Linked DNA regions of Mus musculus: region 2 is linked to region 1. A link is a loop called in an ENCODE intact Hi-C map of the cell type or tissue named here. Cell type or tissue: left cerebral cortex. All regions are shown on one strand. Links, peaks and the distances in the headings refer to the core of each region. The heading gives the core; the rest is flanking DNA. Region 1 overlaps Adamts17 (a disintegrin-like and metallopeptidase (reprolysin type) with thrombospondin type 1 motif, 17). Region 2 overlaps Adamts17 (a disintegrin-like and metallopeptidase (reprolysin type) with thrombospondin type 1 motif, 17).

Evidence for each region. Hi-C counts contacts between places; a loop is a spot of excess contacts. Peaks named below come from ENCODE experiments on the same cell type or tissue, not always from the same donor. Only the 100,000 strongest peaks of a DNase experiment are listed, where the experiment ranks them.
Region 2: it touches region 1 in a loop (4-fold over the local background); 2 of 42 quality-filtered maps call a loop at or near these places.

The regions. Positions count from the first base shown.
Region 1 is chr7:66,928,079-66,940,525 of GRCm38, forward strand. The region is part of intron 7 of Adamts17 (a disintegrin-like and metallopeptidase (reprolysin type) with thrombospondin type 1 motif, 17); the gene reads left to right. Among named protein-coding and RNA genes, the nearest start is that of Gm33627, 95 kb to the left of the region's middle. In left cerebral cortex, for the core only: no CTCF peak of the experiment used is centred there; DNase peaks (open chromatin) are centred at 6,240 and 8,156.
Region 2 is chr7:66,861,181-66,873,627 of GRCm38, forward strand. All of the region lies in intron 3 of Adamts17 (a disintegrin-like and metallopeptidase (reprolysin type) with thrombospondin type 1 motif, 17), which reads left to right. Among named protein-coding and RNA genes, the nearest start is that of Gm33627, 28 kb to the left of the region's middle. In left cerebral cortex, for the core only: CTCF peaks have their summits at 5,974 (motif pointing left) and 6,865; DNase peaks (open chromatin) are centred at 6,020, 6,187, 6,489, 6,697 and 2 more places; H3K27ac peaks cover 3,761 bases.

The DNA of each region.
Region 1 (12,447 bases), core at 2,670-10,669:
CTTCTCTAAGATCAGGCTGCCTGTGCCAGGCTTGTTTTAATATGACAAACCATCACAAGGACATAAAGGGCCCTCAGCTACAATAACAGAAAGCAGGGGTTCTTAAAGTGTGGTCCTTGAATCAATAGTTTTAATGCCAACTGTGCCACTCAAATCTCTCAAATCTGGTGCCTGAAGATGGGGCCCAGCACTGTTTTAAGGAACCCTAGGTTGGCTCACACACATGTTAATCTCAGGAGCTCTTTTAACACAAGAAGGTTAATATGGATCCATTATCCAAACAGTACAGCCCACCTATCACAGAGCCACTCTCCTCCTCTTCATAGATGTGTCCCCAGGTGTGGGCTACATTGACCCGATTTCAGTGTCTTCTGTTCAACAGGTGATGGTCAGGGTTCTGGGTGCCTTTGTGTTGGTGGAGGAAAAAAAAAAAATATATATATATATATACACACACACACACACACACACACACACACACACATACTCAGAGCTAAGGGCCAAAGCATCAGCAAAAGTTTGGAAAGTACTAGAAATATGCAATTCTTCCTCAGACCCTTATGTATTAGGATCCCTTTAGCCAGATCTGGGTCATCATACCATGTGTCACAAGCACTATAGTGACTGTAGAGTCCACTTTCGTAGACACTGATCTAAATCTTGTTTACAGTGGGCAGAAAGTCTGTCTGTCTGTGTCTCTTGCTCTGTGTCTCTATCCTATGTGTGTGTGTGTGTGTGTGTGTGTGTGCGCGCGCGCGCGTGCCAGTGCCATGGCAGAGCCACCCTCTCAGCATATATGAAGCTCTGGGTTCAATACCTGGCCTGACAAGACATTCAAAACACACACACACACACACACACACACACACACACACACACACACAAATCTGAAGAGGAAAACCGGGAAGCCCCTGGTACCCTTGCCTTTTTTCCCAGAGAATCCACTGGGTGTGGCGGCTGGAATCGGCTCATATCTCTGCTCTTCCCACACCTGTTTGCCTCTGCTTCTCAGGTTGCTGCAGCTGGAGGCGTGCACACTGTACAGCCCAAGGCTCTCTTCTCAAGCATCCAGGGTGCTATTCCGTGTCAAAAACCAGTTGACCAGACTGCTTCTTTCCCCAAGTTCCTGCTGCCCTTCTCTTGTTTGCTTTCATAATATTCCAGATATTTTCTATTGTCTCCTGTACCCCATGGTTACAAAATCAAACAGGACAAAACAGCTGTGCAAAGGCGGTGGAGGGGGGGGGTGGGATTCAGGAGCAGCCACGATGGCTCATCTCTCTCCTTGGCTCGGCTGCTGATTAAATGGAAGGGTTCCCAGAGAGGCAGCAGAGAGGCCGGGGAGTCCCTGGGGTTAGCCTCACAGGCCAGTTGCAGCAGTTCCCGAGCCATAGAGCTCTGGCTGCCAAGATAAACATAAGTTTTGAGATAAAGTCCCAACCCCAAGAGATTTTCATTTTGGAAAAGGAACCTGTAAGACAGTCAGTGTGTTGGAGGAGGAGGCACGTTTGCCCACACCCAATTCTACAAGCACTGTGTGTGTGTGTGTGTGTGTGTGTGTGTGTGTGTGTGTGTGTAAGTCCACAGGAGCTAAGAATGCAGGGGTTATAGTCGGGGCTAAGGTAACGGGGAAGAAGTGGAAGGAGGTGGTCCCTGGAGACAGGTCTCTTGACCATCGTGAGACCTGGGGCGTAAGCCCTTCCCACTTCCCTTCCCTCCTGAATATAACTGTGATGGGACATCAGACAAAGTGGTGGGGATGAAGCACAAGACCAATAGGCAGCATTTGTCACAGAGCCTGCCTCCCTTGTAAAAAGGGTGTGTGATTCTTATAAACTGCTTAGTACTTGGGAATATGATTCAGTGTCGGAGGCTTATCTACCGTGCCCAAGGCTCTTGATTGGATGCTAGTCCCTGTACTGTGAAACCAAAATGTAGTGGTTAACCTGACATTCTATTGGCTTTATTTCTGCCAATCCATGATCCATGCTTTGAACCTACCATGAGTCTCTTCTTCTCTATTACCAATGTGGTTGGAGGTTAGAGTCTGCCCCCTGACAATCCTAAAAAGCTAGGTTTAGCCACCTTTCCTCAACAAGCCAATTAAACAGGCAAGCAATGGTGAAAAGCAGAAAAAGAAGACTTATTCAATATGGCCACAAATAAAGAGGTCATTTTCTTGGTTCTATTGTGAGGTTTAAACAGAGAGCTAGAGGTGTATATAGCTAAGCCCCTGTCCAAGACCTAGGCCAGCCTACTCCTGATCCATCATGATCCTAGCTCCATTCTCTTTTGCAAAATGGATGAAGAAGTAGTCAGAACTTGTGAAATCTCTTTCCCAGAAATAAGTTCCTTCTCTGGCAGCTCCAACATGTGATTCTTGGTGTAGTTACAATTTCCTGGGGACCATTGTTCAGTAGTCTCATGTCCATAGGGAGGGCACAAGAGTCTTCTTAGAATATCCTCATTCCTCCTGGGATGGACACGTAACTTTAACACGCGCTATTAAGACCCCCTTTAACCATATCTGTCACTTCCTCTGGTCCGAGCTGTATCAGGTTTCTTCACCCACTGTAGCCTTCTCAACAGCTTATATGTAGCTAGAGGGGACCTTCAAAAAATCTAAACCCTCAGTCTGGAGAGGTGGCTCCACAGTTAAGAGCACTCACTGCTTTTCCAAAGCACCAGTGTTCATTTTCCCACACACCACGTGGATCATTACAACCACCTGTAACTCCAGCTGGAAGGGTGTAACTCTCTCTTCTGGACTTCTCGGGTATACATGACACACATGTACACATGCATGTGTGTGCTCACGCATGCCCATGCTCGAACACACACACACAGAGATAAGACTTGCAAAAAAAATCTAAATAAAATAACACAGGTTCCTCCAGCAGGTTTCTAGCATATTTAGAAGAAACCCCAGAGACCCATAGGACCCCCCCCCCCAATACATGGTTCCTTTGCTGATTTAGTTCCTGCTTCTTAAGCGCTGGGCCACCTGCACCAGCCACACCTACCTTCTCCTCCTCCCTCCTTCTTGAGTTCGTCTTCATCTTGAGCCTCACCCTTACTGTTCTGAGTATGACATGTTCTTCCCCTGACATCTCTGGGGCCCACTGTTTCCCTCTTGGTTCTCCATTCAGCCAGCATCCAACAAGTAAGGCCGAAGCAGCCTTTCCACTTCACCCGAAGCTGCCTGACGGCCTCTAGGATGAGAAAGCAAGCCTCCTGGGGTACCGCTGCTGCTCTCCACACTCTCCTGTGTTTCAGCAGCAAGCATGTGAGAGAAGCTACTGTTTATTGGACAAATACATTTGGTTATTGCTATGGGGCTTGTCCTTAAAGGTCCCAAGGCCTGTGCCTTGCAGTCTCAGTTCCCAGCCTGGGGCCCTGTCAGGAATTGGTAGAACTTTTAGAAGATGGGTTCAAAGGAGGAAGCCTGTTTTATGAAGGTAGTGCCCTTGAAGGGGATGTTTGGATTCTGGCCTCTTCCTCTCTCCTTGCTTCCTCTCTGCCATTAGGTGAGAAGGCCTCCTCAGCCATATTGTCCCATGATGATATCCTGTTCTCCACAGGCAACAGGGCCAAGCAATGATAAAGTCAAGCCATGAGCCAGAAATTAAACCTGTTGTTCCTATAAACTGATTGATTTAGGGTTTGTCGCACCAATGGGAAGCTGACTAACACATCTATTTTCATGACAATGACTAAGACAGTGATGGTCTGGTCACCTCCTAGGGACTTTGCAGTCCTTTTTATGATTCTTGCTTTACTGTTTTACAAAAGGACGAGGGAGATAATGTCACAAAAGGTTCTTAATACCATTGTGTATTATAAGTAAAGAAAGTCCAGATTTAACTGACATTTGTCGAATTTTGCTGCCATCTGTGATAGTTAATATTGTCATCCTCACAGAATCTAGAACCTGACAGAATTTATCTAGAAACCCTCTGGGCACTCCCTGAGGGATTTTGTATTCCAAGTTAGTCAGTACAGTCAAGTTAGATATAGATTAGCTTAACTGACTGGGGTAAGAAGACCTGTCCTCTATGGGCAGCACCATGCCCTAGGCTCTGTTCCTAGACTGCATTAAACAGTGAGAGGAAGCCTACCATCCCTGCCTGCTGCCATGTCTGCCCTCACATGGAATGATCACCTAGAACTGCAAGCCACAATAAACCACCCTCTCTCCCTCCCTGAAATTACTTCTTCTCAGGTATTTGCTCACAGGAATGAGAAAAATAATCTAAACATCTTCCCTTTGCTAAAGAAAAGTAGATAGTGTGCCACGAGGCTTAAGAGTGTTCTCTTCCATTTGTGGGACATGAGTAGTCCTCTGCTCTGAAACCTTGGGCAGTTAATTAGTTTAACAGTTCTTAAAATGTCCCTAACCTGGTGTCTCTACCTCAAACACTGCCATGAGGAGTTAGTGGGATCAGACACGGGCACATTGTCTATGTGGATTTATGGGCCAAGTCCTTCCTATTACTCAGGAAACAGGCTTGTGTTGGGGGCAGATGACTTGTACAGTTTACAAAGAAGAACTGAGCAGGGGCAGCCCATGACTTGCTGAGGTGAAACCTTCAGTGCTGAGAAACAGTGGGGAAAGGTAGACATTACCCAATACCTCCCCCCACACACACACAGGTCTATTTTCAGAAGGAAGTTGGCTTGTTGGATGATGTTTAGACCTTGTTGGATGATGTATGACTGGGTAGTCTGGCAGTACAGTACATGAATATAGGTCTCAAGTCACTGTTTAGCCCTCAGACATCCAGAGCTGAGTCCACACCAGGCCTTTAGCCTCATCTCACTTTGGGGAAAGGAATGAGACTTTGAGGGTAGAAGTGGCCACAAAAGCAGTCAGCCTCTGTCTGCTGTGACTCCCTTAGGAGCCAACGGTCCCAGGGAGGTGGATTGCTTTCTAAAACCGGGCCAGTTTTTGTTGGCTCTCCTGAGAAAGCTCCATATCCTGAGATTTATAATGAATCTGGAGCTGCCACGGGCCAGGTACCCCAGCCCTACCCAGTTCTTCTATCTTTCCAGCATAGAACATAAAGTTTCATTACTTCATCTGTACACTCTTAAGAGAATCCAAGTGAGGCCAGGGTCACCCCTATTCATTTTGTGAATCTAGTAAGTTGTAGAATAAGTCTAATTCCTAAGTAAGGTGAAGGCTTGGGACTTAGGCATGGAGACGGAGAAAGAGAAGTGGGCCAGGGGTTTATTCTGCATCTGTGCTCAGCCCTGATTAGGCTCAAAGGCAGGAAAGTGATGAGGACCGAGGAGAGGTCACTCCCCAGGATGGCTGTAAGATGACATCATGCCATCAGGGAGGAATCCCAGGCCAGGAAGCGTGCCTGCATGGTTCAGAAGGAAGCAGCAGACAATAGGAGACCTTTTTGGATGAGATTCCATGAGTTCAGGAAGAGCCCGTGCAGCTGGCCAGCTAAGCAAATGATGCAGAACTGCCTCCAGCCCTAAGACAACCCTGGGCATGCTGGGAAAGGACAGTGTGACAATTGTCCCAGAGAGAGCCTTTTAAATCCCAGTAAGACATAGGTTTACAAAGCCAGGGCAAAAGTGGCTTGCTCACAGGTGGTCTAAGGAGATAGGACCATACTACCAACAGTAATGGCTCGCCTCTTCCTCCCACATCCCTGCAGGGCCCTGTGTATGAGAAGTGCCTGGTGTTGCTGTAAGAAGGTGATTATTGTCTGGGGAGTTCCAGTGGCTGCTGGTTTATGACATAAGAACCTTTGGCACACAGAGAAATGGCCTTTAATGAAATAAGAATAAGCCAAAGAGTGAGACACGAGGGTCACTGCCAAGAGCCATATCTCCAAAGCCTCAATTAAACTTTCCATTGAATTATCTAGTGATAAGTAGACGTGCCTTGAGGATTTCATTGTCTTTGATAAATGGCATGAGTTCAAAACTTAAAGCATCGAGTGCCATAGCATGACAAAGCCCTGGAAATAACGAGGCAAACCATTGCTTCATACAGAGGTACTTCAATTACACCCCAGCCCCCAGTGCTTGTTTTAAAGACTGTTTGGGGTTATTTGTACCCTGGGATGTGCGGGCGTTCAGTCTGCATTCCGTTGGGAAGGGTTTCCAACAACACAGTTCCTTCTGGTGCCAACAGTTTTCAGCACCCGGAGGAAAGGGTGGCTGCCTTCCAAGGCCTACCTTGCTATGTTACTAATCCCCCTCTTCCTCCCTCGTGGACCATTCTTGTCTCCTGGCTGCTGGGAGACAGAATGATGGCTTCCTAATTGGGTCCCCAGGCAGAGTCACAACACCTGTGTCTGGGGGTGTTTCATATAAACAGTGGGCTTTGCATCTGGGGTAAGATGAGTTTCTGTGTTTGTGCATGTGTGGGTGTAGAACTCTATTCCTGTCCCTATCTTTCTCCTGAGCATTCTTGTTATCCATGAGGCACCTTCATGAAAGCAATAAAACCTTGCCTTTAAAACACAGCTCTCCCTACCCACAAGCATTTGCTGAGCTATTGAACTGAAAGCAGTGTTAAATTGTAGCCATTTCTGTCCAGCCCAGTAGTTGGGCCTAAGACAGATGCTATGGAGGTGCGCTAGGCAGCTGGACTCCCTTATCTTTTGGGAACTATGTGGCCGGTATGCTGTTGTTTGACAACCATTCTGATTACAACCTATTCCCTCCCCTGCTTGATCTCGGGAGTGACCATGGGCCTCAGACGCTTCCCTCTGGTAGGTTTGGAATTGATCTCTGCACCTCCCTGTCATAGACTCCTCCTCCAACTCTGTACCAACATCCGAAGAAAGTTACACACAAGGATCTGTTCGTGTCTAGCCTGCCTTCAGCTATAGATACTTGTCTGGTGGACCTTATAGAACCTAGAAGTCACCTTCAGGGAAGGCACTGTGAAGAATGGGTGCCATGCGGGTGGCCTCCACGGGCACCCTCTGAGATATGTTTGTGTTAGTCAACTGTTTTCTCAGTTAAGATGCTCTGCTTATCCCCAAGCTTATACAGGCGTGACCAGGAAGTCTAGTTTGGACAGTTGGAAGTGGAGCACTGTGAGCCGGAGCTGACAAAGGCTGTGCCAGTCCGTCTGCCTGAGCCTGGGATGGGGGCTGGCACGGATAAATGCCTTTTCTCTACCCTGATTCTTTCAGGTGACCTTGTGCAACACTCTAGTGCTAGCCAAGAGAGCAGTGCTCGCCTCTCATCGGAGCAGAGTCCACCTACTCACTGGGCCTTAGTACTCTGACACTAGGAAGGTTCCTTGCCTTTCCTGTTCACTGTCTGTGGGTAAATGAACATGTGTGTGTGTGTGTGTGTGTGTGTGTGTGTGTGTGTGTGTGTGTGTGTGTGTGTTCTGGAACTCACTCTCTAGACCAGGCTGCCAGGCTGGCTTTGAACTCACAAATATTTGTCTGCCTCTGCCTCCTGAGTGCTGAGATTAAAGGCATGCATCACCACTGCCTGGCTCACATTGGTTTTTTTAAATAGAGTCGTTGACCTGGAGCTCACACCGTGCGTGCTGCGTGCGTTAAGCTAGCAGGCTGTGGCCAGTGATCCCTAGGGATCTGCCTACCTTTAACTGCCAGCACTCAGATGGCAAACGCAGGTCCCCACGCCTAGCTTTTTTATGTAGATGCCGAGGACAGACATCAGCTCCTCACCCTTGCTGTCAGGCACTTTAATGGCTGAGCTGTCTCCCCAGTCCCTATCTGGTCTTCAAAGGAAGCTGCTTGCCCTTGGTCAGGTGAGGAGGACTTGGTGTCTGCTTCTCCTGAGACCCCGCTGGTGTGTATGTTTTCTGGTATGGGGTGGCAGCATCAACTGAATGTGTGTTCCCTTGTGGAAAATTGCGTAGTTCTGTGTAACCGAGGAGCTAACAGTCCAGGAGAGTCTTCTCAGTTTAGTGGGAAAAGCTTTGCTCTAGTTTCGAATCCACAGCCCCTCTGCCTATGGGAAAACTGGGTACCAGCTTTTAAACTATACAATAAGGAAGCAAAGGCCACTGAAATGAACGTGGTTGTCCCAGAGGCCTGGATGTCAGCAGAAATTCCAAGGCTGGAATTTTCAAGGGAAGGCACAGACAAGCCGCTCACTACATGGTGGAATTGGAGCAGTGGCCTGTGGAAGCTTGGCTCACAGCCATCTCTTCCATCAGCACTTGGAATGGGTGCATTGATGTTTAGAGTGAGCAGGGTGGGGGTGAGTTTCATAGCCTGAAACAATCTTTTGTGCCCTGTTCTCATACTGTGGGGGCTGCTCAGAACCTCCAACTGCTTGGGCTTCTTGTGTCTACTGAGAACATGGTAAGCTACCATGTTGGAGTATTCAAAGAATGATTCTTTAGAGCCATGCTCTGTATGAAGCCGGCAGCCAAGATTGTTCCCCATATCATATCAGACTCCGTGCTGACAATGCTGGCTGCAGAGGGGCCTGGAGTAGCAATGGACATTGGCGCAGTGATTACTCCCTTCAATCTGAAGCTTCATGGGAGCGTTACCCAGCATCTCTTCCTGCAGCATCACAGGCAAGAGGGCATGGGCAGTGATGCAGATGTGGCCACGCCCCCTCAGGTCTCCACCTGCCTGCTAGCAGACCAGGACATGAGAGAGCTAGCGAGCCTTCTGCCAAACAGACAGGTCACCCCAACTTCACTTTGGCACAGGGTCCTATAGCTCCCCGGCAATGCAGCCCTTAAAAGAGCTTTCTAGGAGTGGTATGTCAGTGGTAGCCTTTGCCAGCATGTACCACTTCCTCAGTTTCCTGTGGCCACTCACATCAGGATGTCTACTGAGGGCAGACTGTCATCCACCTTCTATCAAGACCATATTCTGATCACCCTTACATTTGAGCATTCCTCTTCCCTTGAGGCAAGAATATATTCTAGGGGCTGGTTAGCTCACTTCCTTGCCAATCCCTTTAATTCTCTTTTCTGTTGTGGTAACACAACTGCCCTAGACCAGGTAACTTTGTAAATAGTAGCGCTCATTTGGGGTTAAAGTGCTGGGAGTTGGGAATCCAAGCATGTGGTATTGACATCTGGCAAGGGACTTCTTGCTACAGTACAACACAGAGTCACATGGCAGTATGCAGCAAGCATGCTAACTTAAGCCCCTCCTCCTTTTCTCATAAAGCTGCTAATGCTGTCACAGGGGCCCCACCCTTATGTCCTCCATCCCACCTCAAAGCAGGACGAACAGGAAGTTGGGGGTTACCATGAACCTTTGAAGCACTTAGCTAATGAATTCACTGGGGTTCATGAACTCTTGATCTATTCAATGCTGGTGTCACGCACACATGCACGCATGACCAATCTGGAAGTGCCCATCCACAACTTTTGGTCTGCACAATGGTGGTTGTTTCTGTGGTTTAATGAAGGCAGGTTCATATTCATTTTCCTTTAAAGGGGAATGGAGGGAAGAGAATGAGGTGGGATTTCTGAATCAATGTGGTTCAATTGTTAGGTTCAACAGTAAGGACTAGGAGTACAAGGGGTTCCTGGGGACTTCTGATGGAAAGGGTGTGGGTATTCTTATCTTTACCAGCTGGTGTCTGGCACAGCTCCTAGCATAGAAGGTAGGACCCATCTGCATGAAAGTAGGACAGTTTTGTATGGAGCTGGGGCAAAGGCTGAACTTAAGACCATACAAAACCCAGGGTGAGCAGCCAAAGAGACTGATGATAAATGGACATATTGAGAGAGCAGCAGGACTTATCAGTATCCTGGGTAGGGACATGGGGCAGCTGAGGACCCTTGTGGCAGAAGAGGCCAGGTAGAGACAGCTGCTCCTTCCTGCTGACTGTCCGTCCAGCACCTTCACCTTGGCGACCTTCGAAATGTCAGATGGGCATCGTGTATTTGTCTCACTGCATTGCTCTGAGTCACAAAACCCAGTGTGAACCCCACACCATTGTCATTGTTGAGAATCAGCATTGTCTGTGATTTAAGGTCATCTTACAACTCTGCTCCGAAGCTGTATCAGGGCAACTCACACGCTGCTGCTGCCTTTCCGGGTACATTTAGCCAGTAGCTTCCCTTAGACAGACCACTGATTTCTCCGCATCTCAAGAGGCCTCCATGCGCCTCTGTGCACCACCTTTACTGGACGTCCATATACTTTTCTCTCCAGACCATCCCTGACCATTAATTTCTATGGGGGAGAGGGAGGGTCCTCTCCCATCGCCAATCTTTTTTTTCTTGTGTGTCTCTTTGTACCATGGGTCCAGTGGCAGTGAAGTTTCCATGACCTATTGTGAAGGGTACAAATATGTGTTTCTGGTGTTGCATGCCTGGAATTTCTAGGGCTTTGTATCTTGGGGGATGCTATGTCCTGACAGCTAAGTAGCCTACAGCTGCAGTGTTTCTCAGCTGTGGACCCTGGCCGTCTTGAGCGCATTCCCCATTATGGAGGGACTTCTCAGAACAGTAGCTCCCATGCTTTAAGCCCCCACTGTCCAGATCTGTTTCTGAGGCTGTTTGGGAATTTCTTCTAGCTTTCTTTTCCCTCCTGGGGCCTCCCATAAGCAATGCCCTGACCTTTGGCTACTTGGATGAAATTTTAGGCATTTTCAGACATGAGAATGATTCTGTATGTTCTCCATTTATGAGAGGAGAGAGGAAGTATTTTTCCAATTCTGTAAAATACCTGCATGTCCCTATGCTATGATAAATAAAATGTTTTTACTTACCAAGGCTTGTGCTATAGTACATAAACATTTTTCTAACAGGGGAGCCATTGGGGCTGCATCTTCTGCTATAAACGGTAGTTAAAAGATCTCTTTTGGAATCCAAGCTCCCTCACCCGAGATGCTTGCTGCTTTGGGGGGTGGGGGGGTTCCTCCATCCAGGTGAATGTGACTCTCCTTTGTAGGGTTCTTGAAGTTACCTGACTAGTTTCACAGCTTCCTTTGCTGCCTGCTCCTCAAATCTGTAGGTGGCCCATCCCTGGCAAGTAGCAGAATTGTAGGGAGCCCTGATTTGGCCCCTTGGGCTCTCTGTTAACTTGAGGGAACTTCCCCCCCCCCCGCCCCGCCCCATAGCTCCAGTGATGGACAAAGCATTCTCTGTCCCTTGACATCTTTGGAAATCTAATCCAGCCAGAAGGGTTAGGCAGATCTGAGGGGTTGCTAGGCAAACAAAGGCCTTGTGAGGAACTAGACCCTTATAAGCCAAGAGAGTATTTTGCCTCCACAATAAGCAGTATTTTCTCTCTTAAATCCCTTTCAAGTCTGCCCTCCCCCAACTTGAGAATTCGTAGTGACGGAGTACACAATGACAGAGTAACTTTGTGTGCTTTTACTCCTGTCAGCGCTTAAATGTCTGGTTTCAGAGGAAATGGCCACGATGAACTCCCCCACCCCCACCCCAACTAGGAGAGGAGGCAGCGTGCTCATCAGTCTCTGAGTCTCAGGTTTGAAGTGTTCACTGTTTGATTGCATAGCCTGTGGTCGGTGGTGTAGACATCCCTACATGCAGGGGACATCTCAGGTTAGGTGTCCGGCTCTTTGCCCTACTCCTGATATGTCTTGGGAGGGCAAGGTTACTACTTTACTGGCCCCACGCCGGGCACTTAGGGCCACACAGGGCCACTGAACTAGAGAGGTGGGCACGTATCCATGCAAAAGCAAAGGTGCCACATCCACCACAAGCTTATTTTTGTTTCGTTTTTAATTTCTTTTCTAATATTGAAGATGAAATGTACTGTCTCGGACACATATGACTGTCTGGAGGGATCTAGCAAGTTCCAGCCAACATCTCTGTAGGAGCATCCTGTTGCTAGGTTGATGGCTTCTCCCTCACATAGTTTCCACCATTTCTGGTCCCCTCCCCCCTCTGATGCTTAGTGGTAGTGGCCATTATGCATAAGTGCGTGCTGGTGCTCATCATGGGGCAGAGTGAGAGGGAGGGACCTGCTTCTTTTCTCTTTATTGAAAATGGGGAGGTTGAAGAATAGAGTGGAGAGGGTAAGAATTTCAAGAAAACAATAGGAATGTATTCCTTTGTAGAATTAAGTCACCAAAGACTTTTGCCACTGAAGTGCGATCAAAGGGCATGGGGGAAAGGGTCAGTGGTTAAAGCACTTGTCATGCAAACATGAGGGAAAGAGTTCAGATCACCAGGACCCACATAAGTGCCAGGTGAGCATGGCAGAACACCTGTATTCCAGTCTCAAGAGCAGGGTGCCTTGCAAGATTAGCCGTATCAGCAAGCTATGGGTTTGATTGAGAGACCCTACCTCAACCAATAAGGAGGAAGAACAATGGAAGATGATTCTTGATATCAGCCTTGAGCCTCTACATATATGTACACACATGTGCAGGTGAATTCACATACATGTAAACTATACACACAGCACACACATATAAATGGAAAAAGAAAAAGAAATATTATCAGAGTTCATCTATAATAGGAGACCATTATACAAGCAGTTACCA
Region 2 (12,447 bases), core at 2,513-10,512, 67 kb before region 1:
ATTATAAAACCATGTGTTTCTTCTGTGTGTGTGTGGACATATGCCATGACTTATAGAGGTCAGAGGACAACTTGGGGACTTGGGTTGTTGATTCTCTTCTCTCATGTGAGTCCTAGGATTCAAACCCAGGTTGTCAGGCTGGGTAGCTGTGCCTTTACCATCTGAGCCATTTTTCCAGCCCTGGCATTTTTGTTTTAATAAATGTGGTGGGTGGGTTGTTTTTTATTTGTTTGTTTGTTTGGTTTTGGTGTGGGTGTGTGTATGTGTTAAAATGTATATTCTCTAATTTCTGCGAACAGTGTTCATTCGCTCAAAGTTATCCTGTTCTCGTTATTTTGAGAATGCCTGACGTATTTCGTGTGTGAGTGTGTGTGCTTGTGTGTATGTGTGATATTGTGTGCGTGTGATCTAAAGGTAACAACCACAACACTGACATAATGCATTGCTAGTGGAGGGAGGAGGGAGGAGGGAAAACCTGGCCAAACTAATAGAAGGGGCAGCAGTGATACTACTACCACACAAGCAGAGAAAAAACGTGGTACATGAAATAGAAAACAAAATTTAATATGGTATAAAGGAACTCAATATCACTGACACCATAAATACAAAAATATTCCCTTACCGCTGAACAGAGAGAATCCTGAATTGGGGTTTGTTCACAATTCAAATGATATTCCTTTATGTTGCTGTTGAAACAGGCTCACACCCACTCTATGGCCGAGCTGGGGACTGTACCAGAGCTCCTGCGTGGCGGGCAAGCACACCACCAACAGTACCACCTGCTCAGTGTGATATATACTGCCTTTTGTTTTCTCCTTTTATTTTTTTAAAGGATCATTTATTTCATATGGATGAGTGTGTTGCCTGAATGTATACCTGTGTACCCCATGTGTGCCTGGTGCCCACTGGGGTCGTCAGAGAGCATCAGATCCACTGGAACTGCTGAGTCTATGTGGGTGCTGAAGCCAAGCTTGGTCCCTCTGCTGCTGAGCCCCATGATGCTCTCCACCTGACTTTTTTTTTTTTTTAAATGTCCTCAGTCATCTTTATATTCTGTATTCTGGAGAGCTCTTTCCCATTGGTTCCCTAGATCAGTAGATTTCTCCCTCACTGGATCTAAACTATTTGGTCTTTCCTTGGGGTTTTGATTTGAACAATTCTGTATGTCTCAAAGTTCTCTTTCTCTCCAGTTCCATCTCTCATGGTGTCTTATTTCAGCTTTCTTTTACCTCTTATCACCGAACCGCATCTGAGCCTAGTCATATGATGTCTTTTTTGAGTAATTACTTATGAATTTCTTGAGGCTGCTGACTGATGTCACACATCCTCACTGGTCCTTGCCACTGGACAACATAACAAACAATGGCTTCTCACTGTCTTGGCACAAGTATTTGAACCTTTCAGCTGATGGATTCTTTTCTTTTTCTTTTTCTTTTCTTTTAAAGATTTATTTATTTTATGAGTACACTGTAGCTGTCTTCAGACACACCAGAAGAGGGCATTGGATTCCATTACAGATGGTTGGGAGCCACCATGTGGTTGCTGGGAATTGAACTCAAGACCTCTGAAAGAGCAGTCAGTGCTCTTAACTGCTGAGCTATCTCTCCAGCCCCGCAGCAGATAGATTCTTCAGATCACACCCCACTCACTCACTGTTCTGGGTGTGACATTTCTTTACATTTCTAATACCTGAAAATTTTGCCTTTTTTACTTTGCATTTGCTAAAGTGTTGTTTTAGCCCTTTCTGTCTGTCTGCTATTACAAAATGTTATAAGCTATGTAGCTTATGAGTAGTAGAGAGGACATCTGTTTCTTGGAGTTCCGAAATCTGGGAAGTCAAAGATACAGGCACTGGCAGATTGGGTGAGTGCTGATGGGCTTTTTCAGAGCTGGTGGCTCTCTGTGCTAGGAAAGAAGTTGCAATCAAGATTTGGGGAGTCTTGGTTGGAAGGAGTTTCTGATTCCCAGAAGTGTTGGTCGGGATGGGTAAAGGGACTGTAGCCCCCCAGTCTGATAGCTCAGACTCTACCAGGAAACGATGGTATTCAGATGTGGGCTGTCTTCTGTTCATTCTGAATTGATGGTAGGTTGCTTCATGGTCTGAGACTGGTACCTGGAGCCTTGATGGAATGTTGTCCATTGCCTGACTGCCTTCTGGCCCATCCTGTATCCCTCTCCATAGCCTCAGCACCTTTAATAGTTCTGCCATGACTCTGAGATTGAATAGAAACTTCCGCTGGTTTCTGCCCTTGCATCAGACAGAACCTGTGTGGGTTTTGTTCTGTCTCCTAGCAACAGGGCTTCCTTACTTCTCTATCCTTGGTTTAAAATGCCCTTGTCCTGGGTGCTCTGCTCTATTCCCATCCTCTTCTCCCCTGTCTCTAGAGGATCACTAAGCCAAGATGTCTACACAAGTTTCACAAAGCTGGGATGTCTTCACGTTTTTTCTCCCTTGTGTTTGGATTGGACAGAGGGATGAGCATCCGCTAGGCAAACCTTCCCCCACTGAGCTGCATCCCCAGGCCCTCTGTACTTCCTTTGGCTGCCTTGATATGCCTGACACCTTTCCACCCTGTAACAGCCCCATGCTATCTCCTCCTATGTCTGTCGCTGTCATACATCCGGCATTCAGCTGCCCAGCTTAGCATTGACCACAGAGGCTGCCTGTGACCCATGGCATGCCTGCCCCTACCAGCCAGACCCCAAAGGTTCTTACCCAATACTTTCCAGGCACTGGACTCAAAGTCCTAGTCTCTCAGTGTGCCCTCTCTCTATGCTCTCCCCTTTACTTCACGTCTGCTTCTTATTTTGGTAGAGTTGCAAAGAGCATTAGCACACCCACTGCCCCAACCCACCAACTGATATTTTCCCCAATTGCTTATGTGTTGATCCCCTTCCTGCCACCCTCCCAATCTTTCTATTTAAAACCTGCCTTGGTTAGCTTTGTCTGTCAACTTGAAACAAACCTAATGGCACCTGAGAGTAACCTCAACCCAAGGCTTGCCTCCATCAGATGCCCCTGGGGCATTTTCTTAATTGCTAGCTGACATAGGGGCGGGGGTCAGCCCACTGTGAGTTGTGCCTCCCGTTGGCAGGTTGGCCTGGGCTCTATAAGAAAGGTTGCTGAACATGAACCTGGAAGCAAGCCAGCGAGCAGTGTTCCTTCATGGTCCCCGCTTAGGTTCCTGTGTTCAGGTGTCTGCCCTTGGGTTGATGCATGGGCTGTAACCTTATTGGCCAAATGAGCCCGCCCTTTCTCTAAGTTTGTTAAGGTCAGCAATTTATCCCAGAAATGAAAGCAAGCTAGTGCACTACCCTTCCTCATGTACTTTCTCTGAGTTGCTGGCAGGCAATCTGCAGACCCCCTGTCCACCTTCATCTGCACGGTCTATACACTTCTGGAAGCTCATTCTCACCGTGGCAGTAAACCACGGTGCCGTTCACTGCAAATGCATGCATGTGTGTATGACATATATGCCCGAGTGTTGGCATGTTATGTGTGTGCATGGAGGACATCCGAGGACAGCATTTAGGAGCTGGTTCTTGTTCCTCTCCTGTCACAGTGGGTTCCCAGCTCACACCCAAGTCACCAGGCCTTCATGGCAAGTGCTTTCAGTCATGAAGCCATCTTGCTAGCCCCACAATTCAGCTTAGATTCGCACCTTGTGTTTGAGTGTCATGTCTCCCTACTCGTCTCCAATCTGGGTCAGCTCCTTAGTGTTTGTTTTTCTAGATATTTAATCTCTCTCTCTCTCTCTCTCTCTCTCTCTCTCTCTCTCTCTCTCTCTCTCTTTCTCTCTCTCCAGAAATGATAATATGGTAATATGGGATGTCTTGCTTAGAGTTACTATCACTGCAATGAAATATCATGACCCGAAGCAAGTCGGGAGGAAAGGGTTTATTTAGCTTCTGTATCTACATCACTGAAGGAAGTCAGGTTAGAAACTCAAACAGGAAAGAAACCTGAGGTAGGAGTTGATGTAGAAGCCCTGGAGGGATGCTGCTTACTGACTTGCTCCCCCATGACTTGCTCAGCCTGCTTTCTTATAGAATCCAGGACTCCCAGCCTAGGGATGACACCACCCACAATGGGCTAGGCCCAACCGTATCATTCACTAATTAAGAAAATGCTCAACAGGCCTGCCTGCAGCCCAGTCTTACAGAGACATTTTTCTCAATTGATGTTCCCTCCTTTCAGATAACTCTATACTATGTCAAGTGGCATAAGACTAGCCAACACAAGGATATCTGCAGGTTTACTTTTGTCTGGTGTTTCATCATAATTGTATTGGCAAGAGTTATGGGAAAGATTCTGTGTTCTCCTGGGTGGGTCTTACTGTAGGCACTGGCAGTCTGACTACATTCAGTGCTGGGTGAAGTTTGAGTTTCGAGGTTAACACAGGTCAAGTTTCAGTCTTTCCATATGCAGTTTTCCAGGAGCTTGGAGGAATTTCGAGATGATATAGATATCACAGGTATCGGATTCTGCTCCAGCTCTCCCTCACACCAGCATTGTCGTCTCTCTGGTCTTCCCTGTGTTCCCGTGAAGCTTTGAAACGCTGACTCTCAGAGGCCCAGCTCCTCTCCCACTCTTTCAGCTGTTGTCCTCCTGTAAGGAGGGCTTCTTTCTCTCCTCCATGACTTAGGGATTTACATTTGTGTGGACTTGTTGACTCCTTTTATTCCACAAATCCTCACTTATATGTATTTACTGTGATGCTCAAACTACCTCAGACTTGGCCAGTGAGCGTGTAATTGTTAGAAATTAGACATGGCTATTGTATTTTCCGATGGCTTTTAGAGCATTATGTAGACATGCATATGGTTTTCCCCTTAGATGTATTAATGTGGTCTATTATGTCAATGGTTTCCTAATATACCAACCTGAAAGTCCTGGGAAAAAAAGATCCCACTGGGTTTAGTTTATTATTTCCTTCAACTGATGGTAGATTTTTGCTTGCCAGAGTTTTACCTGAATATTCTACATCCATAATTTAGATGTATGTATGTGTCTGTGAAAGTGTGTTTATCTGTGACTGTGTATATCTATGTATCTGTGAATGTGTGTGTGTGTCTGTCTGTCTGTCTGTCTGTCTCACTTTGGACATTGACATGACACTGGCTCTATAAAAATGTGGACTTTTCTTCAGTGTTCTGGGACAGTTTATGAATCACACAAGCCGTCTGGTCTGCAAAGGTTGGTTTGGTCCAGTCCCTCCCGGAGCCATCCCAACATGGCACTCTTTGTGACTGGGATTCCTTTGAACTTTCCTCCTTTCATTAAAGCCGACCTGCTTACCTTTGTGTTTCCATGGAAACACTTCTACTATGTGATGTTTTCCTTACATCCTTACATCGTCACCCAACCTTTCCCAGAGAGGTGCATAAAGTTCCTCTTGTACTTGATGTATTAGGAAGTCATTCTTGCTTTAATGAGATTCAAACAAGGTTGAAGACGTTCTGGTCACACGGTCTTCGTATGTTCAAGGCAGACCTTTTAGCCAGGGAGAGACCTTTTTGGTCCATCTTTGTACTGCTCTTGGGTTTGGCGGCCCAAGTGAGGTACTGCTTGCTTATCTAGCAGGTCCACCCTGACAGCCTTCCTTGGTGTTCTGGAAAGCCTGGATGCTTTGTCTGTCTCCTGAGCATCGGACTTCGTTGTCTGCTGTTCATCATCTCAGCTGTGTCCAGGACACGCTGGCTTGGGGGCCACACTCAGCCACTCAGGCATCACTTTCCTATGGCTGCTATACCACAGACTCAGTCGCCTAAAATAACACAGACAGTTCTCTTCCAGTCTGGGAGGTCAGAAGTCTAAAATCATTTGCACTGGATGTCAGCAAGATGCTGGATGCTCTGTGAACGAACGGAATCTGTTCCCTCACCTCATCCAGCTACCACAATCCTTGGCTCACAGTCCCTCTCTGCTTCCTCCAGCTCCACAACCAGTGACATTTCTCACGCTGCGTCCCTCTGCTGGCTCTCTTCTGTAACTGAATGCCCTTCCACCTGCCTCAGGGTTCTAAAATGACATCTGCCGAGTCCCTGTCCCCACGCAAGATACTAGTTCCATGAGTTTTGGACATTAGGACATAGGCAACTTTAGAAAGCCTCATGCAACCCAGAAAGGCATTCGTTTGTTACTCCCACCTTCCTGCCAGCACAAAGTAACTTCTCCTTTCATATCTGTTCAGCGTGTTTCCGCCCAGAACACGACGATACCACCGGGGGACAAGCATAATGCTTCCGTCTCGGACATTGCTAATACTCTGTCTTGAGAGAGAGGCTGAAATATCAACACGGAGACAATGAGACAGAGCACCATGCCATTTTTTATGGCTGCCCCTGAACCCTTTTTTCCCACACACCATTCTGCCAAACAGAGGAGCTGGGCAAGCAGCTATGCCATCTCTCCCCGGTTCTCCTCTGGGCTCTTATGCAACTCACACCCATCCCACTTTAGTAACTCAAAGCAGAGAAGGCCTCCAGCTTAAATAGGAAAATCTGCCTGGCGCTGCAGACGGATCAAAAAAATGCATGGTTTATTATTTAAAGTGAGCACTGGCCGGAGCTGTCCAGGTGGCTCAGACACTTCTGGCAGCTGGTCCTCTGTGAGACTGGAGGAGGGTTGTGGCCCCTCAGAATGCCTGGTCCAGGAGGCTGGTACATGTATGGCCTACGTACTCGTTTGGTGTTCCAGACAGCAGTGGGGGGTGGGCAAAGTTCCTACCAGCTCTCCTTGAAGTGTCTGATTTTTGAATCAGCAGCATTCATGTTCCCTCCGAGGGAGAGAACAGACAAGAGCAGAAGAGAGAATGTGTGACCAAGCAAAGGAGTGTAGCAGGGCTTCCCTCCCAGCAGGAGGCCTCAAGCCAGAAAGTCCACCCGAGGCAGGGGCAAGAGTAATGGACTTAAAAAAAAGTGGCTTTAGGTTGCATATCCCTCCCCCTTCTGCAAAGAAGTCTAGCTTTTTCAGTACACTAATTTCTCATGGAAAATCCCAGAAAAAAAAAAAAAAGTCTCATCGGGACAGCTGCTGCCCAGTTTTGTTGGGCGATTTCCAGCCGCAGATGAAGTGGGCTCATTTTGCACAGCCTTCTTCCTAAGCAACGGGCAATTTCTTGTGCACAACCAGACAGGGAATTCACTGGCTGGAACTCTGGTGGGGTTGCACAAACTGCCTCCGGGCTGAAGGAGCCCTGCCTTCCTCAACCCATGAGTGAGCCATAGATCAAATCCCTGTCACTGGGTCTGAGCAGAGTTAGAGAATGAGACATAGGGGAAACCCAATAAAGCCGTGTGTTCCCGTCCGCTGGAGCAGAAAATGCCAGGCATCATTGGTGGCCGGCTTTGGCCGAGGGGTGGCCAGATCCCAGACCCAACTGTAAAGGGACACAGGGCTCTTCTGCATCTGCCTTGGGGGGCACCTCCTGTCTTGGCTGCACTTAGAGGATGGATCCTCCTTTCTAAGGAAATAGCCATCACTTAGAGATGGGACTTATGAAACGGGGTCCTGTCAGCACCCTGTTAGGGTGTGTCTTCTGGGCCTTCGTGGTTTATAGAACTACAACTTATCCCTAAAATGCAAACTGTTGACCCACCATGAAGGCTGACTTCACTATGGTGAAGGAGACTCTGTGTTTGGGGATGATAGTCAACAGGGCTGTGGGCCTGCTCTGCCCTCCAGGGTGTCATCTGAGTCACGTTTGGCCCATTGGTTTCTTTTCTGCGACACAGTTAATCATCCTGTTGGAGTTGAGTGTTCATGGCACACCAGGGCCCGGCTGTCCTGTCATGGGCCTGGTTGGTCTGCCTCTGTTTGACAAACTGCCTCCTTCAGTATAAACCTGTGTGTTCCAGCAGTGAGCCGACAGCCTAGCCACTGTGTTTGCTTGTCCTTGGGGCTTCACTGTCTCTTGTCAGGGAATCATCTCCCCTCTGTCTTTCTTGTTTCTCCTATCTTAACACTGCTGTCATTCATGTCATGTGTGTGTGTGTATGCATGTACACAAACATGCAATCATAACACCCCTCTCTTTATTACTAGTATACTAGACTAGTAATATACAAATATATACTAGTATATATTGCTAGCATATAGGCACAACCTCATGTACATTTTTAAATTTTATTTTTCGACAGTTTCATGTGTATGGAATGTTTTGATCATCACTCCATGGCTCTCTTGTCTCCCTTCCATTCTCTCTGAACCCCTGCTTCCTCCTTTTCTCCTCCTCCTCCTCCTCTGCCTCCCAGCAAATTCTTCTCCTTCTTTCATATCTTTTAGAAAAGGATCCACTGAGATCATTGAGGGTGTTTGCGTGAGCATGGTGGGTGGTAGTTACTGGAGTGTGAGCCACATAGACATGACCACACCACTGAAGGAAATAAAATGTCTCTCCTATCCCCAGCTTCTATTAACTGCTTATCAGCCAGGAGGCGGGCCCTCACTAGCTTTTCCTTCATCCACGAGGCAATGCTGGTGGGCCTGCTTGTGTGCAAGCCAGCTCAGTTGTTAACTCATGAGTGCAATGGCCGTGTCCTACCCACCCTAGGGCTGGCACTCAGCAGCCACTTGTTTTCATCAGACTGATAAGTGACCAGTCTCTGCCATATGAACTGCTGCCCACTGCAGAAAGGTCTTTGACCAAGGTGAGGACAGGGCTGCTCTGTGGGCATTATTAGCACGTATCCACTGGCTGTGCAAAGGGTTTCATAATGACATCACACGTGTGTGTAGAATGCATTTTGTAGATATCATCCCTCCGTTTTCTTCTTTCTTTCTTCTTTCATCCCTCCAACTTCTCCCCAATATACTTCTAATAATCCCCCTATCATGTTATCCCCATCACCCCAGGATTTCACATACAAGAAAAAAAATTCAGTATTTATCCTTCTGATCTGGCTTATCTCACTTAGCATGATAATCTCTGGTCTCATCTGTTTGCCTGAAAATGGCATGATGTTGTTCTTTATGGCTGACTAATGCCCCATTGTATGTGAGAACCTCATTTTCTTGCTCTGTTCATGCACTGGTGGGCACCAGACCCAGGCCACACACACAATACCACATCTTGGGTGTGTTGAATAGTGCCACAGTAAACAAGGTTGTTCAGGGATGTCTGTTGTAGGGCAACTGGATGTTTTGCGTGTCTGGCTGGAGCACATGGAAGTTCTAGTTTTAGACTTTGAGGGACCGTGGCTGCTCTAACTTCTATTGCCACCAGCAGTGAATAATAACATCTTTTCCCAGAGTCCTTGGCAACACTTGTTGTTTGTTTGTTTTAATAAGTCACTCTGACTACAGTCATATAGGATAACAATGTTGTTTTGATTTACAAGGTTGTTGTAATTTCCTGACAGCGAAAGATTTTAAGCACTTTTTCATGTGTTTATTGGGTGCTTCTTCTTGTTCAATTCATTGGCCCCTTTGCTGATTGAATCGTTTGCTATTTTGGTATTTACTTTTTGAGTTCTTTATATATTCTGTGTATTATCTCCCTGTTTCTGAGACAGAATATATACATGAAAGTGTTCCAGAGAAGGGGTGGCTTTGTCACATTTACCCTTTATATTTTGTCTACACACCTGGCTCCTTGTCACACTTTGAAAACCTAGTGTGAATGGGTGTGGGAGGCGGGGTGGGCTCCATGGCTATCAGGCCAGCGGATCTTAGGGGCCAGTGTCAGTCCTGGCTTCATCACACACTCCTGAGTAACCTTTGAAGAGTTTGTGGGGCCTTCAAGATGGGGCTGTTTGATGTCACAGGCAGTGGCGGAGGGCCAGCGAGCAAGAATGGCAGGGGGGACATTCTGTTGGTGTACACATTCCAGGCACAGTTGAAGCTGGACTGGGAGTTGGGAACATAGCCTTGCTTGGGACGTCAATGTTGAGACAGGTTCCCACCACAAGCAGATTGCCCTGCTTACTGTCAGGGCTAAAGAGCCACTGGCTTAGGGGACACTGTGACTTATGAGGACATAAGGACAGAGGTAGTGTCTATAGCCCAGTTTCCTTACCATAGATGAGCAGGACAGCATGTATCCAAGGTGTGCCCAGGTGAGTGGGAGCCACGTCCTTGTATCCCCAAGACTGGCCTCTTCAAAGGTTGGGCCAAACTTCCCTTGTTGAGAAAGTAACCCAGAGAAGCAGCCAGAGTGAATGAAGCTGGAGGCCCTGCCTGGATTTCTGTTTTCCTTTCCCATGACTTTTTCTTCCCCCCTCCCACCCCCCCCCCATTCCAGTGTGGACAGTAGAGACTTCTTGAAGAACATCCAGCTTGGAGCATATTAAAGAGCAGTTACTTGGAGTCTTACTACACCACTAGCTACCCAAAAAGGGAGTGTAGTTAGGAAAAAAAGCACAGGAGACAGGAACCACTCAAGTCATGGTGGGAACGCAGTGTATTAAAGGACTGTCAGGGAGAGTGTCTGTGACATTCTCCTCAGGGGACCTGAGGGTTCCACCAGCTCACAACCCATGGCATCTGTCCCTAGCTTCTCTCTGAGGGCTTCTGAGATTCACAAGTGTCTTTCTCCTGTTTCTCTCACAGCTGGCCATGACAGGCAGCCGTTGGCCTGTGTTCCAGACGGCTACACATCATTTCTGGATGCCAGATAAAATAAAATGCTTTATAATAACCTTCTGACGAGGCTCCACTGTAAGGCTCTTGTGCAGCATGTGTGTGAGCTGTCGGGGGCGGGGGGTGGGGTGGGGTGGGGTGCGGGGGAGGGGTGGCAGCTTCTACATGGCTGTGATGCTTTCCAAAATAGATGCTGCTGAACAGTTGTTTATAAAGTGAGATTTTTGTAAAGCGAACCAAACTTTAAATTAAGTAGATGAATTTACCATTTAAAAGCAATCTGGAACCCTCCCACAGAGGGGAGGGGCTTTTGGCAGGATCGGAACCAGCTGTTCAGAGTGTGCTTGTCCGTCGATTATTGTATTTTTTTCCCCTTCCATACAGAATTATAACCGTGTAAATCAGATTTCCGAGTCTGGGGCTCAGAGTGGGACACCTTTATGTACGAACAAGATTCTTTCCCAGTGTGGCTGTCTCAAGTATGCATGGCCCCATGACAGCTGGCGGACTGACAGCTTTCTTCCACAGCTAGGGGTACAGCCTCTGTGCAGGGGGCCTGTGGGTGCTCCCACCGCATGCTGGTCCACATGGACACAGGGGTGCCAGCCACACACATGGCACCAGGCCACCCACATGACACCCCGTCCCTGATTCCGCTCTCTCGAGTGTTCAGCTGGCTCCACCTGTGAAACCGTGATTCCTGCCGTAGCTGGATAAGCATGAAGGAGTGTCTTGAGGAGAGATGCATGGGAGGTTAAGACTCAAGTGGAAAATCTGTTAGGGAGCTCTAAGCATGGCTGGACCTGGGGTTTGCAGTAACGTGGAGGTTTGCTTCTCTTGCTTTGTCTGCCTGATTCCCCCCATGTTGGCTTTACTCTCTAGCAGCAAAGATGGCCTTCTATGGTTCAGGGTGCTTTCCCTCTGCGTTCCTATCCCTCAAGGGTTTTTAGTGTGTCAGTGTTGGTGGTGAAACTTTTAAGAGGTGGGACTTAATGGTGACCAGGACATGAAGAGGAATTAGGTAGTCCTCATGGCATCCTGGTCTTGTTCTGGCTTTATCTTTCATCAAGTGATCTATTTCTCTTTATGTGTGTTTATACCATTATGATTCCATATTCAGTGAACTCTTTCCCAGAGGAGAAACCCTTTAGATCTATTTTCTTTATAAGATACCCAGCTTTGGTGTAGTTTGTTGTGCTCACAGGAGATGGACTAATACATGGAGCCTGGAAGTTGCAGCTTGTGTGGTTTTTGGTACCTGTGAGCCAGTCACATCAGACTTCCTAAGAGGGTGTGAATGGTCCTACTTGTGTCCTGTGTATATCCTGGGGCCTATTAATATATTTGTTAATGTATAGTCCTTTCTTCTGTTCCTATAGCAGTGATACCATTAGGTTGGGCTGGTTATAGATAATTATATTGGGTGTGGTCCCCAAAACAAGGAGACAAGGGGGTAAAACTACCCTTTACTTGGCATAGATAGTTGTGTCAGTCTTTCTTCTTGGGTCAGATTTCTGGAGGGGCTCTGGCCACTGATGTTCATAATGTGTTTTGCAATCCCTAACTTCCCCCCTTAGCCATATTATTCCACAGGCAGTGAGAGAATGAAGTGACATTTGAGCTAGGACAGCTCACATGTGACTGTAATTCCAGTTCCAGGGGATCCAACACCCTCTGCTGACCCCTTTGAGCATCTGCATGCATGTGATGCAGATAAGCTCATTTAGGCTACACACTCATGTACATAAATACATCTTTATTATAAGTGATTATAACCCCACAGCTGGCCAAAGACCTCTAATGTATCTGATAACGAATGTGCCCGTTAAGATGCCTGAAGAATTCCAACTGCTCAGTAATAAAAA